2 separate regions of the Mus musculus genome follow, and region 2 is linked to region 1. A link is a loop called in an ENCODE intact Hi-C map of the cell type or tissue named here. Cell type or tissue: heart. All regions are shown on one strand. Links, peaks and the distances in the headings refer to the core of each region. The heading gives the core; the rest is flanking DNA. Region 1 holds the start of Smpdl3a (sphingomyelin phosphodiesterase, acid-like 3A). Region 2 holds the start of Serinc1 (serine incorporator 1).

The links. Hi-C counts contacts between places; a loop is a spot of excess contacts. Peaks named below come from ENCODE experiments on the same cell type or tissue, not always from the same donor. Only the 100,000 strongest peaks of a DNase experiment are listed, where the experiment ranks them.
Region 2: it touches region 1 in a loop (3-fold over the local background); 2 of 42 quality-filtered maps call a loop at or near these places.

Annotation. Positions count from the first base shown.
Region 1 is chr10:57,791,956-57,797,341 of GRCm38, forward strand. Smpdl3a (sphingomyelin phosphodiesterase, acid-like 3A) reads left to right here and starts at 2,589. Exons shown (of 8, transcript NM_020561.2): 1 at 2,589-2,829. The coding sequence starts at 2,727. In heart, for the core only: CTCF peaks have their summits at 2,950 and 4,447 (motif pointing left); a DNase peak (open chromatin) is centred at 2,806; H3K4me3 peaks cover 1,949 bases; H3K27ac peaks cover 1,288 bases.
Region 2 is chr10:57,528,978-57,534,363 of GRCm38, forward strand. Serinc1 (serine incorporator 1) reads right to left here and starts at 3,552. Exons shown (of 9, transcript NM_019760.3): 1 at 3,380-3,552. The coding sequence starts at 3,418. In heart, for the core only: a CTCF peak has its summit at 3,147; a DNase peak (open chromatin) is centred at 3,534; H3K4me3 peaks cover 2,064 bases; H3K27ac peaks cover 1,246 bases.

The DNA.
Region 1 (5,386 bases), core at 301-5,300:
GCCCCCATAAATTCATAATGCTTATAAAGTGGCACTATTTGGAAGGATTAGAAGGTGTGGTCTTGTTGGATGAAGTGTGTCATTGTGGGTGGGCTTTGAGGTTTCAGAAGCCCAAGCCAGATCCAGCTGCTCTCTCTGTTCATGTTGCCCGCAGATACAGATGTAGAATTCTCAGCTACTTCTTTGGTAGCATTTCTACATGCACACTTGATGAGAATGGACTAAATTTCTGAAACTATAAGCAAACACCAGTGAAATGTTTTCTGTTATATGTGTTGCCATTGCCTCGATGTCTCTTCACAACAATAAAACTAGTTTCATGGTTCATTACAACAGAGATGAACCACTGACAGTCATCAAAATTTATTTACTTATTTATTTATTTATTTTTGGGGCTTTTATCTCACATTTTCCCTGGTTCAGATAAAGACAAATGCATGGGGGCTGAAGACCTACAGGAGTAGGCTTACACTGCAGGTATATCAGCGTGTGGAACACTGAAGCCTTGAGCTTCTTCTTAGTGAGTAGAAAGGAGGCTGTGGCTTCCATTGCTCACTTAAAACATTATCAGTTTATGTTCTCAAGCATTTTAAAGGTTTCACAATGTGTGTGCTTCATATTTTGTCTTAACTGAAGTTATTTCACAACCAATTTACTTCCTATAACATGTCTTAGAAGTTGAAAAATAATGTTTGACAAGGCAAGACACTGCAGATGTTCCTCTATCTTGTATTCTTACTGAGGCCATTTCAGGCTTAACTAGAATTTGATCTCTTTAATGGAGAATCCACTGGGAATTTACCCGACTCTATTGTAGGACCAAAGGCCAAGATGCTGCAGCTAACTTATCGCTTCTGCTAAACAGCTTGCTTGTGCAAACCTACCTCTGCCAATGCAAAGTGAGATACCAGGATATGGTTTTTCTCTTTAAAAGACTTGCTCTGAATAAGCTTACATCCCGAACACTTGAACATAGTTCCAGCCAGCTGGCTTGCAATCGGCTCTCAACTGTGTCTGAATGATCATCTCTGGTTGGATCACAGTTATAATGAGCAAAACTGGTATTCTGATCATTAGTTCACTTTCTTTTAAAATGTTCAAGCTCTTGCTATCTTGCTGATCCATTTCTGCATTTCAAGCTCACCACCATTTCCCGGCTTTACTTTCCCTGTACTCTTTAGACTGTAGACTGAGAAATTGCAGAAGTGACCATGTCTGTTGCAGGGAAGCATGCATGGTTCTTGAACTGCTCTGAATCACCCCAATGATGTAGCAAAACTTGGAGGAGTCTACCAGGATCTGAAAGGAAACTTAGTGTCCATTAAAAAAAATTTATTCACAAGATATAATGTCTAAATCATGCAGATATAAAACAAAGTTTTTTTCCTCTGATGGAAAATAAATATATTTGTAAAATATAATGGTAAAAGTACCTAAAGAAAATACAAAAATAATGTATCCTAAGCCAAATATGTGTGATCCTAGGCTAAGAACACAGATCCTGGTTTCTCTAAATGACTGTTTCAACATGGAATAGGTTACAGAAACTTACAGTTATAGAACAAAGAAAATAATAAATCAATACACTTACCAGATATGTTCCTATTACAAAGAATGTAAATCTAAGTAGGTAAACTATAAAGTTTCAATGTAGTATTCTTAATTCTATAGTTGGAGGATATTGAAAAACCATTTAAGCTTAGTGACAGAGATACTCTTTTAATCATGAAAATGGTATGCTAGATACACAAATTAAGGCATTTGAGTATTAAAGAGGCCATGGTATCCCAAGACAATGTGGGTGTCCACCTAAAACACCCATCTTCCCATAATAAGTACCTTGAACTCAGCTAAAGCATAGTATTTTGTCAGGACCTTTTAACACAGCACGGCTTCCTCAAGACGCCACAGCTCACATCTTTTATGAGGTCAGCATCTCTCAAAGGTTTGCTCTTCTCCAAAGACACCCTACGTTTTATAAATTAAAGTTGTTGGCTATATTATAAAGAGAGCGCATTCTCATAAATTCCTAGAGAGAGAACAAAGAATACATATTACACACAGTCTGTGGGTTTTGGTGTCTTTGCCAATACTTATAAAACTTTTGGAATAGAAAAATCAACAGTCTCTATTTGTATTTACCAGGTAGGTTGCATGAGGACGTGCTTAACTCAGTTGTGGAAAGGAAAACGTTCAGCCTGGTGAACCTGGGACATAGTTTGCCGACTCCACCTATCTATCACCTTGGAGTACTATGAAGCCACACATGGCCAGCCCAGCTAATCTGTTCATTTATCAGCGGTGGCCTGAGGCTTGGGAGTTTACATTTCTGTCATAAATCCCAGGTAGCGAAACCATTGAGGAAATCCAAACCCATTCTTGTACTCGTTTGTCTTAACTATGATTCAGGGTTCTCCTGCCTTTTCAAGTACCTCTGCTAAATGGCCCTGTCAGGTAGGCGCTCCTGGGGTTCAGGGAAGGAAACAATACGGGGTTGGAGCAAGAACATTGTTTCCCATTGACCTAAGAAATTAAGGAAGCATATTAAAATAAAGGAGTCCAGAAGGTCAGAAGAACTCGTGCTCAGGGGAATCTAATATTACACGTGATCTGCTTGCTGGGCGTCAACACAAGGAAAGGCTCTGGCTTCCTCTCCACCCCTAGGGCCTGCGGGTCTCAGCGGCGCCCAAGCTCCAGTCTAGCGTCCTGGGGCAGTGGCCTCCACCATGGCGTTGCTGGGCAACTTCCTTTGCTGCCTACTGGTTGCCTGGCTCTGCGGCCCGGGGCTCGGGGTGCCCCTGGCGCCGGCGGATCGCGCCCCAGCTGTGGGTGAGTGGACCGATCGGGACTGCACAGGACGGTGGAGGGGGTCGGCGAAGTCATGAAGGTGCCGGGTGCGTAGGCAGCGGGGCACAGGACGCCGCCACACTGGTCACTGTGGCCAAAGGCCAGACAGCAAGGTCACTGGGTCTGAGTCATGGTGGGGGCGCCCCGTGGGCGCCAGTATGGAGCCGAGCCGCCTGCTGGGCGTTTGTTTACATCCCGGGTCTGGGTGGTTTAGTTCCCAGGGGAGGAAAGTCTGAAGCTGTTGTCTGGTGGGAAATGCCGCTCAGAATTGGCTGTGGGCATTCCCGGAGTCACCTAGTCTGCCCAGAGCAGAGGAGGACCTACAGGGTCCCTACACCTGGATGTAGCTTCAGTCCTATTCTGTTCTGCTCAGTGACGTCGGAGCCTAATTCTGCCTCTTCAGGTCTCCGAGGCGTCTGGTCTCTTTCGTTCTTAACATAAAACCCCTGAGCCCTTCCGCAGCCCTTGGTGCACTTGGGGTCTTGCGTTTGTGGTGTGTTCTGTTTACCGGGAGCCTATTACTCTGTTTCTGCAATCTTGGCCTGCCCTGCCCTGCCCTGCCCCCTCAGTCTCCTTCCACCCAGCAGTAGCAGCTGCCAAACTTGGTGGGAAAAAAAAAAATCGGTAAGTTAAGCCCCACTCCAAAATTACTGGATCCAGACCGGTGGGAATGGATTCCTGGGCACAGTTTAACACTCTTCATCCCTCTCAAATTAGAAAATCCCCGTCCAGACTGAATGTTTAGTAAGACTGTAGGTTGCCTTCTGGGTTTTAAAACTTAAGGTGACGCTCCCCTCCCCCATCTCCCTAGCTCCGTTTAAAAATAATTGCTCTAGTTGGGGGGTTTGTTTTGATTTGCAGAGAGAGCTATCCTTGAGACTTTCACCTGTGCTCAGAACTGAAACTCTCCTGCTGTCTGCCTCCTCTCCATGCCTGCCTCTGATCTGCACAGGACTTCCCTGAATGGGGTCCAGGGAATCCCTTCTCCTTGCTTATGAGTGAAGTACACCTGACTTAGCTGTCAAGCTTTTGCAAGCCACAGCTGTATGTCCGGTTTGTCAACTCTGGCAAATAACACCTGTAACAGAAATAGCCCCCAGAATGTGTACATATGTGGCTGCCTCGTGTTTTTATATTGCTGGAATTGTGCTATTTTAAATTTGTGACTGCTCCGGATTTTGACCTGGAAATGTCTCAGGCTGCACCACAGGTAAATTCGCCTTTGGTTTTAATGAATTAATTGCTGAAAGAAGTCATAAAACTTTGCCCGTGATCATGTGACTCTCCTTCTGATACCTTCCTGTTTTGGTAGCGGGAGGGAGAGAGAATAACCAGACCTGTTGACTCTGGTTTCACATTGCATGGATTATTTTACCTGCTTTCCACTTGACTAGAAGGCCTCTCTCCCCCTGGCCCCTTTGCACTTCCCTCCACAACTTCCACCCAGCCTGGCCTCTGCTTGTTTCCTAACTGTGTTTAAGTTCCCAGTCTTAGTTTTCCCCCTTGCCAAGTCCATGTGACTAGAGGACCACCACCCTGGGTGTTTGGCTTCATTTTTAAAAGATTTAGTAGGCTGTCACCTGCTGGTGTACTTAGCACACAGCAACTGACTTTATAAACAGATCAACCAACGCCCACTTAAACGACTACATACAATTGTCCATATAATTATGGTTCATTGGGTTTGCTGGGACAAATTATTAAGCATTCTTTGACTGAATTTTTTTTTCTGAAAATTTTGAGTATCTCTTTAAATAAATTTGAGCACTTATGTAGACTGTGTAACACACATATCTTGAAAAAATATTTGAAAAGTTTATCTGGGGGATAAGAAAGAAATTTTGGTAAAGGACTTTGGGCATTTTTGGCCAAAAAATTTAGATTTGAGTGTGCTATGGACTGTGTCACAGGCTGGATTGGTGACCTTACAAACTCGCGCACACACACAGGCACAGACACATATATACAGACACACACAGAGACACACACACACAACCACATTTTATGTACAATATCATTGGCGTTAGGATGTAAAACCTCCAGATGTTCTGACTCATTTCAAGCCATCCTTTAGTGAATCTAATTACCCCCTCATTTGTCTATCCAGCAATGTGATGTGGTAGAAATAGCACCTTGGCATCTGGAGAAACAGGTTCTAGCTCAGCTTTTATTGCCTGGTCACATGATCTGGAGGGAATCCTGAAATTTGCCTTTGCCTCAATGCCATGAATTGTAAAATTAAAGAATCTTTGTTAAGGGCCCACTCCATCAGACTCATTCCTGTTCTTGGAGCTCTGTGAACCAGGTACTGCATTATGTCATAGGGATGTGCTCAAAATCCATTGCAAGATTTGGATTATGAAAAATTTAATCCATTCATGATCTCATTTACTTTAATCCTCAATGTACCTTTTGTGTAGATATCATTATCTACTTTGGTACAAGGCAGCTTATTTGACTAAGTATATGAGAGGCATTGTACAGTGATTAAAGGCAACATGTCTCCCGAAGTGTGGCCCCTGAACCAGTGTCAGCCCTT
Region 2 (5,386 bases), core at 237-5,236, 260 kb before region 1:
GACACTGCTGATAACAGAATTACAGATGGAAAATGTACTTGGGATAATTACCTAAATGCAGGCCAAGAAGAAGTAACAGTGACCGGACTTACCTTTTGCTTTAACGATGGAAAAAAATAATCAAGCAATTATTTCAGATACAGTATGAACTAATAAAACTGGAAAGAAGAAATGCAAGGTAGTGATTCTGGAAAGCAGATGGTGTCGACCCTAGGAGTTGCCCATCTTTCTAACTAGAATAGGTCAGCACAGCAATTTGCCTGAGGAGACAGAGCTGAGAATTCACAGAAGTGAAAGCAGCTAGCATTCCCAGGGCAGAATCCCAGCTGTCTAAAACAGGTTGAACTCATTTCACTTGTAAGCAAGCATCAAAGACATAAACATCTCTAAGTAATTTACCTATATCCAAGAGCATAGCCCAAGAATAGTTTTTAAACATTGAATGAAGTATATCCAGCCTTCATCAAGGTAAAACCTGTATCTGACATCTAACAGAGACTCAGAAGACATGGAGAAGAACAGGAATATACAACCCATGAGGGAGGACCAAGTAGGCAAAACCAATCTGCAAGGTAACATGTACAAATGTCCTTTGATACTGTTAACTACATTTTACACAGTCAAGACAGTGGAGGGAGCCTAGAGCATGGGAAGGAGACATGGAAGACGATTTAGAAGAACCTACTAATATTTGGAGACAAAAACAAGATATGTCAACTCAATACCATAAAACAAAGACATGGGTTTTCACATTTACACTGAGGAGCTTAGCCAACACAGGAGACAGGAATAAAAGATGAAAAACTCAGAACTGAAGAGAATAAAACAAGGCTCAGATGACCAGCAAGAGGAGTCTACAATATACTGACTACATAAAAGTAGACTTTATATGCAGGCAACACGTCACCACACTAGACTCCCCAAATATCCTAACCAGACAGGAACCTGCAAGTTTTCTCTGGGTGCACCAATAGCCTCAGATGAGCTTTCTGCTGCAAATGGCAAAACTAGATCAGTTCATTATAAAGTCAAAGCTGACAAGTCCTACTAAACTGCCTGTGTCTGAAAGCAATCAGGGATGATTTCTTAAAATAACAAAATTGTGTTACAAAACAAAAATGGAGCAGAGCTTGGCAGTGAAACGGGTGCTTGGTAATTCCTACATCTTTCCTCTTAATTACTTAGCTACATTAACTATCTGGGGTAAAGAAATGATTGTGATTGTTCACAAGATCTAGTTATTAAAAAGTATCTATTCAGAATACCAATGCTGACCTTATATTGAGGAAAGATATGTTAGTGGCTGGCAGTATTACAGTTAGATAAAAGGTCCAGAGATGCTCACATGTAAATTTTCTTTCATACATTTTTGTAGTTCAGGAGTAATGTTTTATAGTTACTTTATGAACCAGAAGCAAAGTGTTACTAAACTCGACTGAGTCTTCAAAAATCTGTTAAAAAATGAAAGCCTTTAAATTATGGATTACTTGACATACTTAATTATTTCAACCAGAGGAACAGTTGAATAAAATTTCACCTCATCAAAGTTCCCAAGCAAGTAAGCATATTAAACTTGGGAGTTGGAAAAGATGGAGGTGTACCTCCTAATACAAATTCTACTTACAGATATACACTGAAATCTAATAGTTAAAAGGAGCACACTGAACAAAAGGTATGATTCAAACTTCACACCATGAACCTCCAGATGAGTCAGAAGAAAGGTGCATCATGATGAACAACTTGCCCCCTAGTTCCAGTCATACCTAACCCTGCTATTGTTGCAACCTCTTCAGTGTACCTAGGTATAATAAAATGATGCTGGCAAGACAGCACCAGTTTCATCAAAGACATTCCTTTCGTGAACAAAAGTGTCAATCTAAGTTGTAGATGTAGTCATGCAATGTATCCAATGGTGTTCTCCAAAGCTATTTTGACTTAAAACACACATATACAAAAATTCCTTAAAACTTAAAAAGACAAAAGAGAACAACAACAACAACAGTGCTCAAAACTAAACTGGAAAATAATAAAATGGAGAATTCATATCCCTCTAACTCTATGGTCTCAATGGAATTGCTGTGTGCCCACACCACAACCAAGCTAATTCTAGTATTACAAATTAAATAACTCAACATCCTAACAAACAAACCAAGGAAACATTTTATAATAACTACTTACAATTGTTATGTGTATGCATATGTGTCTTATGTGTGGGAGTATGTGCCCATGGGAGCCAACTGTCAGTGGAGAGTAGACAGGGGGTGTGAGATTCCCTGGAACTGGAGTTACAAGCAGTGAACTGCCGAATGTGTGGGTGCTGGTAACTAAACTCCATAATCTAGCAAAAGCAGCAAGCTGAGTCATCTCCCCAGCTCCTATTTATTAAGTTTTACTACACTTAATTTTGCCTTCTGTATAAAGGGGTCAACAGACTCAATTAGGCTCTCCGAGGTCAAATTTCCTTATCCAACTGCAAATAGCAAAATATAAGGGAATAGCTCATTGGACTTACAAACAGTATTGAGTAAAAACTAAGCATAATTCTCGTCATATCATACCAAAGCAGTTTTCAAATGATGAGGCATGTAAACTAGCCAGTACATTGGTTACATATACACAAAGGGATGATTTAGTTAAAAAAGATTGTTCCGAGTTAAACTTAGAAATCATTGGCCAAAGAATAAGATTTGAATCCAAATACCTCACCCAAAGCAATGAAGCTTTTTATTATAAACTGCTCTGCCAATGTTTTGTCTATTAGAGAACGGGGTCATCTGTGCCATCTGGTTTACGAAATCTTGCCACTGTTCTAGAGGATTGTACTGCCTCACGAAAATGCAACATACCCTTCCTATAGCATCAACTTTCAGATTGCACGTTCATGTTTTACGTCAAAAAAAAAAAAAATCAGTACCCACAGACCTGAACACCTTTTCTAGAAACATAAATTTGGAAATATAAGAATCAAAGCAAACAAAACCGAAAAAGGTACGTAGTAAGGGAATTTGACTTCTGTATTAAAAACAAGAACAAAAAAAACCCGGTAAGACTACGTCGACACTTGTCGAGATGTCCCAAATAACGGGCCCGACTCCCTGGCGGCTGCGTGTCAGAACAAAAGAGGCCTCCGGGAATGACAGTGCCGCAGTGCGAGGTCGCCGGAATCGGGGTGACAAGGAGAAACTCAGTGCCCGTGGGAGGAAGGAGCTGGAACGGCGACGGCCGAGGCTCCCACGAGAGAGAAAGCCATTGCTCGGGAGACGCCCCGCTCCGCCCGGCCTCACCCTCACTAGGCTCCAGCCCCGAAGCGGAGCCGCAAAGACCGGAGGAGGGCGGATAAACCCAGCTCGCACGGGCCGCGAGCCCCAGGTCGCCTTACCCAGCTCGCCACGGAGCACAGCCCCAGAACGCTCCCCATCGCCGCCGCGTCACCAGCTCGGCGCGTGCCGACAAGATGGAGACAGCTTCTTTCGTCCTTTTTCTGGGCTTATTTACTGTCTGGCAGGCACTTCCGGCGCAGACGCACAAGCCCCTCAGCTTCGCGTGCGTCACTTCCGCTCAGACCTGGACCCGGTGACTGCTGCCGGGCGTGCGCAATGCGCCGAGAGGAAGGGCGTGGTCTTCAGCGATGCTAGATTTGTGGCTTCATGGAGTGGGCCTACTTTGCCAAGTAAAGAAGACTGTGTTAGGGAAGGCCTCTGTCATTGTCTTGAATTTGGACGTTAGAAGAGCTACTGTTACTGTTTTTTGGTTCCTCTTGGGATTTAGCCATCTCATTTCCACTAAAGTCCCCTTTTTAGTTTTGTTTTCTTTGTTGTTGTTCTACTAACATACATATTTTACTCCTGCAGCCACTATGTGGAACAAGTTTCACTGGTGTGTGTATATATGTGTGTGTGTGTGTGTGTGTGTGTGTGTGTGTGTATGTATGTTATATATCATATATATACATATATGTATGTATATATGTATATAATATATATCTGTGTGTACATATATATGTGTCCGTATATATATATGCGCGCGTGTGTGTGTGTGTGTGTGTATGTGTGTGTGTGTGTGTGTGTGTGTGTGTGTGTGTGTATTTCCCCCGCAAGTTTGGGCCTTTCCGTTCTTTTGTTTACTATTGAGACACATTTTAACATGTACTTGAAAAAGGGTTCACTTAGTTAAGACATTTATTATAGTATAGGGGTTTATTAACAGCTATCCGGACATACAATTGACATCCTTGTTTTGATGTGTATGTTTGGGCTGTGTTCATAGAAAAGTGTCGATTCTTATTTTTCTGTAATTTGCCCTTGAAAACATTCCATGAGAAGAGTTTGGTACACAGACATCACTTTGAAATACCCATTACTATAAATATTTTAAAATAAAGATGTCTCATAAAATTGACAAAAAACGCATATAGAGGGGTGGAGTAACCCTTATCAATCTGGCAGAACTACAACTGTTAACTAACACAGACCAAAGAGTGGGGATAAAATTGAAAACAGAAGATAATCAGCCTGTGTGTTTTGAGCATGCAAATCTGTAAAGTCTCTGGTATCCGTTCCCTAGTATTTGGAAGTTCAAGATTCAAAAAACAAAAAACAAAAAACAAAAAGAAAAAAACAGAACACACAGAGCTACAAAATGTTCAGTGAGTCCATTTGTAGTTGGAGATAGATATGGAAGACTGGGAACCATTGTAGTTACAAGAGTCCTGAAAGTAGAGCCCAACATTTCAAGACATAAACTATCACGTAGAGGCTATTTGTACCTCCTCTGATTGATAATGTGACCTCTATACTCTTTCGCCCAAGTGTAAAACTCTGTTTTCAGTATAAGTTGTGAAGACACTAGCTGTTACAGTTAGTATTGTCAACTTGACAGAATCTAGGTTCATCTCTGGCCATGCCTATGCAGGATCATCCTGGTTACTCTAATTGATATGGGCCTTAATTGTGAACAGAGCTGTGATGGGCTATAACCTTGACTTACGAGCTAAAATAAGCCCTCACTCTCTAAGCTTCTTTGATGAGAGTATTTTATCACTGCAAAAACAGAAGGGAGGGAGGGAGAGAGGGAGGGAGGGAGGGAGGGAGGGAGGGAGGGAGGGAGGGAGGGAGGGAGGGAGGGAAAACAAGACACCATTAGTAAGATGCTTGATTTCTCAAAAGCTTAGTGTCTTTATTAATATATATGGGTATAAGATTCAACTATAGAACTGTAAGGGTTAAATTATATGACACATGTTTTTACAAGTGCAAATGCTAGCACCATATACAGGAGTCCATAGAAAATCAACACAGGTTATTTTCTCTACTTTCTTCCCTACCAAAATTACCACTGTCTGTGATTTGCCAACCTAGGTTGGATACAGCCTCCACCTAATGGGTTG